Linked DNA regions of Mus musculus: region 1 is linked to region 2. A link is a loop called in an ENCODE intact Hi-C map of the cell type or tissue named here. Cell type or tissue: heart. All regions are shown on one strand.

Region 1 (2,500 bases), 85 kb before region 2:
TGCTTATCTCAGAAGAGTTACAGGCTATAAGGTGCTTCAATATGGGAGGGTGCACAGCAGCAGGAAGGGCTTACAAGTCATTAGTAGACAGACTGCAGCTGATGCAACGGGAACAGAATCACCAGAGAGAACAGAGGGAACACTGAAGCAGACCCTTAGGGCTGGCTGATGTCTGAAGGGACAGGCGAGGGAGAGAGAGGGAAGCCACACAGCAGAAATAGCTGGAGCAAGCAGGAGATACACCCAGGGATGGAGTGCTTGCCAAGCATACATGGGGCCTAGGGTTCGATTTTCTGAGCCATAAAGGGAAAGAATAAGATAGTTGAAGAACCAGGAAAAACTGGAGCATGGAGTCAACTAGCACATGATTGAGTCTCTCAAACTTAGAAGCTAGCAGGTCATTCATCTAACTTTGGAAAATTGCTTTTCTGGCAAGGAGGTGAAGTGAGGACATTGTGGGGAAAGGAAGAAGGCCGTGACTATGGCAGCTTAGAGCATGTGGGGAGAAAGGGAGCACGCACACTGAGAGACCGAGGGCTCTGGGAAGGCAGGGCAAGGCCAGAGAGCACAAGTATACAAATCAATCGATTCTGAAGATGAGCAATACCTCCTTGCCGGTGAGAAGGCAGGTGACAGAACAGTAAGCATCAAGGGTGTTCCTACAAAAGGGCCCCTTGGAAGGCAAGGAAATCCTTTAGGAGTTGGAAGGTTAGAGGGGAAAGGCTGAAGTCTGAAATATCTACTGTTGCAGGCTCGGGGAGGAAGCTTACTACATCTACAGAAAGACACACGGGGAGGATAGGAGAGCTGAGGAGATGGCTCAGTGGATAAAGTGCTTGCTGTCCATACACGAGGATCCCTAGCATCCACTTAAAAACCAGGTATGGATCCGTAACTCCAGCACTAAGTGAGGATATGGGAGAGACATAGAGGATTCTTAGACCTCACTTGCCAGTCAGTCCAGTAAAAACAGCTTTATGTCACTGAGACCCTATCTCAAAAAGTAAGGTAGAGAGTGACAAAAGAAGGCATTCAACCTCTGGCCTCTGCATATACACACAAAGTACATGAACTTGCATAGACATGTTTGTACCACATACACAAGCAAGAAAGAAACACTAAAGGGAACAGGGATTGGGGGAAGCAAGCACGTTGAGGGTCTCACTATACAGGTAGATATTAGTCTAAGTTACACACTTCCTTCAGCATTGACAACAATACCAAGCTGAAGCAGAGAATGGAAAGTTGTCACATGAGACAGGCTGAGCTCATCTCAAGTGTGTACTTTAGAATGATGGAGCTGAGACAGCTCAGCAGAGGAGTCTTGGGAAAACATTTGTTACTTGGAGAGTCACTCGATGCTATTCCACGCTCTATGGTCTGCAGAGCAGTGTGTGGCTATGGCTCCGCTTTTCTCTAAGGCGAAGTCAGCCCTCTATCAGTTCTTCCTCGGGGTGAGTCCTTCTGGTTTTAAAGATCAAGAACCTGACAGAACAAGAGCTGATCCTCTGGGTCAGTAGCACAGCCTCATTCTTCTCGTGTGTTTATAGTGAAGGCATTGGCTTAACCATCTGAGAGGCCTAGGTCTCAGCCTCACAGTACTTAGTCCCTAGAACAGAATCCTCTCGATGGCATCCAAAGTCCAGCTAGGAGCTACCACTTGCTCTTAGGTACTCCAAGAGCTACTTGCCCAGTGCAAACATAGGTAGTTCCTTTGTATGACCACCATTTATACTCTTAAAATAGTACCCAAGTCCACCTAAGACAAACCAGAAATGCCATTTTTATGAAGAGTAGCACTTTTGGTTATGAGAACTGTCGTTAGAATATAAAATACAGTTCAGGTACAGTGGCATATACCTACTACTTCAGCAGTAGGGGCAGGAAGTGGGATGGGGCTGAGGATTGAAGTTTGAGGATAGTCTAGGCTAACAATAAGTTCTAGGTCTGCTTAAGCTATAAAGTGAGACCCTATCTCAAAACACCAAAATGAAAGTAAATTTTAAAAACGTATTTAGGTACAGAGTTCATAAGCTGAAGTTGTTCCCTAAAGGCAATTGGGTAGCCACTATTCTTCTTATTGAATCAAAATTATAAAGTGAATCATGAATAAATACCAACCTGCTAAGATAGCCTTGTGAGCCTGGAATTCTTGACCAGCCACACACAAGCAGCAGTCGGTGAATCGAGAGTTCTCCCACAGCCCTCCTAACTCATCTGCCAACCGGCATTCAGGAACCTTTACCATGTTCATAGTATTCTGCCCAGAAATATTGACAGAGTCTTGTACTACACTCACCTGTGAAATATAAAGAGACAGAAACAAAGCTTTTGTTACCAGCAGGTGGAGAGAGGACTTCTACCTTAGTGCTACAGACAGTCAGATACCTCATTTTCTTGATTTATCTCCACAAATCAAGACTTTCTCCTTTGGCTCAATTGTTTCCCCATTTATTACAAACACATCTCTTTCCTACCACACCTTAGGCCAGTGACAGCC
Region 2 (2,500 bases):
TGGCATGTACCCCCACGCCTGGTGTTTGGAAATGCTGGGGTTCGAACCCAGGGCTTCACCCATGTTAGGCAAGCAGCTTATCAACTGAACTACATCCACTGCCTTCCATCTTCTCTTGAAATGGCAAACGTCATTGAATGGAGGAGGTGAAGAGCTACCGAATCCTCTAGGTGGTACCCGCATTTCAGTCTGTCACAGACAATTTCATCCCGACCCCCCAGCACCCCCAAAACTGATTTAAACCTGTTACTTCATCTCATGTGTATTCTCCGCAGTGACTGGGCAGGTGTGTCAGGATTCAGGACCCTTAACATGAAAGCCATCAGAAAATCTGAGAGGGAACAGTTTGAGGAAGACAGATCCATCAACCCTTGAACGGAGTCCAAATATTTTGTTATATATTTACTTGTCTCATCCCTCCTCCCGTGGGAATCATAGGGGAAGGGTTCCAGGCAGCCTTCTGCTCCACATAGCACATTTCCACGGTCTGTCTCAGTACATACCACTGCAGTGTGCTGAGTGAGCAGAGTGGCTAAACGAACCAAATGGAAAAAGGGATTGGAACGCTGGGCACAAAGGCATGACAGTAAATATCATACAGGGGAAGCTACAAATAGTCCCTGGTGAATGGGAGAGCTGGGAGTGTGAGGTGGGTGGGATGGAGCAGGCTGGAAGTAGCAGGAGTTGACGGAGGCAAAATAGACACCAATGGGATCCTGAAGGGCTTTTTAAGCTGCGTCGAGAAGGTAACTCTGGAACCTTGGAAGTGATTTCAGAGCCAAGTGACAGGATCAGGTTCTTAATCCACAGAAATAGCTCTGGCAGGGTGTTGGGGTGAGACGTGAGCTCCAGGAGGAGGACTGAAGCAACAAATAGAGCCTTCAATTCGATGTCCCCACCTTTCCTTTCCTGAAGCCCCCAGCAACTCCTCTGAAGAATCTCATCTAGGAGAGTGGTGCCCCCTGCTGATAAGGTCTGGTACTGCACTTCCCCAGGCCACCAGGGAAACAACAAATCTGGCCCGGAACAAAACATACCTTGAGCACAGAACTGAGATTTGAATGAAAATGAGAATGCCTCCTTGGGAGGAGAGGGGCCCATAAGAACATTTTGGATAATGTCCAATGCCAGATAAAATATAGAATGCTAGCTAAATTGGAATACAGAGACATATACCAAAAATGTGTTGTTTATCTGAGACTCAACGTGAGATAAGCAGCCTGTATTTTTATTCATTAAACCTGGCAGCCCTGGAGAGTATATGGAGAGTCCAGGAGGAAAGTGGGAATCCAACCGGATGGGCTGCTGTGATTGGTATCCATGCCCTCAACCTCATTGTCCATCTATACAGCCTCTGGAAACAATTACCATATCACACAGTGCTGCCTAGTTAGTTATACTGCTCTGCTTGGGAAACCACTGTGTGTGTGTGTGTGTGTGTGTGTGTGTGTGTGTGTGTGTGTGTGTGTGTGTCTGTGTGTCTGTGTGTGTCTGTGTGTGTGTGTGTGTGTCTGTGTCTGTCTGTGTCTGTGTGTCTGTGTCTGTGTGTGTGTGTTTTGAGACAAAGTCTCTCTCTATATAGCCTGGGCTGGCCTCGAACTCACAAAGATCTGCCTGCTTCGGCCTCCCGAGTGCTGGGATTAAAGGCGTGCAGCACCGTGCCTGGCTAGGAAGTCCCTTTGAATTAACAGGTTATGTGATTATGATGGATCTTGTGTATGGAGCCCCCAGTGAATCTGAAGGGAGCATGGACCCTTTCCCATAACTTGCTCGCTCTCGCTCTCTCGCTCTCTCGCTCTCTCTACCTCTACCTCTATCTCTATCTCCCACATCGAGTTCCCAGCCTTCAATTACAGAATGCCTGCAGGCCTGTGGTCACATTGTGGCAATTCTAGGATTCTAGGTAGAAAGCAAGACATCTAGTCAGACATAAGTTACAACGTGGCACCTTTGCTAGCTCTGAATGTCCAGATGCCGCAATCAAAACTGAGAGTGGGCCGAAGCACACATGTCCTTTGCGTTGGCGTATGGCTTGAAGCATTTCCCTTTTTTACCTTTCCCAGAAATCACAGGGAGTCTGCCCATTTTTGGATGAAAAAGGCGAGCTTCAGGGGCAGCAGAAGCAGTGACCTGCACTTGAGAGCTTGTGTCTCTGTGGACAGGAGCCAACTGAACTGCTATCAGCTTCTCATGCCTCTGAGGCTCCTGGTGGCCCTTCACACCAACAGAACCACTCAAGGTTTCAAGTTCCTCTGGGTCCCCTCCCCACCTTCCCTGCCAGTGGCAGACTTTGGCACATGCTATAGGCCTGAGGATCATGCCTGTCAGATGGCTTAAACAAGGCAGTGGCTTCTCTCCAGAATATTCTGGATGACACAAGGGAGCCCTGTGACTGAAGCCAGTCCAAACATATTGGAGGGAGGTCTCAGGAAGAACCAGAGGAGGTTCCTTGCAGCCCTTCTTGAAAAGCTCCCGCAGCCCCCACAGCCTACCCTCCAGC

What was found. Hi-C counts contacts between places; a loop is a spot of excess contacts. Peaks named below come from ENCODE experiments on the same cell type or tissue, not always from the same donor. Only the 100,000 strongest peaks of a DNase experiment are listed, where the experiment ranks them.
Region 1: it touches region 2 in a loop (2.8-fold over the local background); 11 of 42 quality-filtered maps call a loop at or near these places.

What each region holds. Positions count from the first base shown.
Region 1 is chr11:95,481,713-95,484,212 of GRCm38, reverse strand. It overlaps Spop (speckle-type BTB/POZ protein), which reads right to left. Exons shown (of 10, transcript NM_001359107.1): 6 at 2,122-2,299. Among named protein-coding and RNA genes, the nearest start is that of Nxph3, 32 kb to the left of the region's middle. In heart, no CTCF peak of the experiment used is centred here; no DNase peak of the experiment used is centred here.
Region 2 is chr11:95,396,495-95,398,994 of GRCm38, reverse strand. No RefSeq gene overlaps it. Among named protein-coding and RNA genes, the nearest start is that of Slc35b1, 13 kb to the right of the region's middle. In heart, no CTCF peak of the experiment used is centred here; DNase peaks (open chromatin) are centred at 964 and 2,304.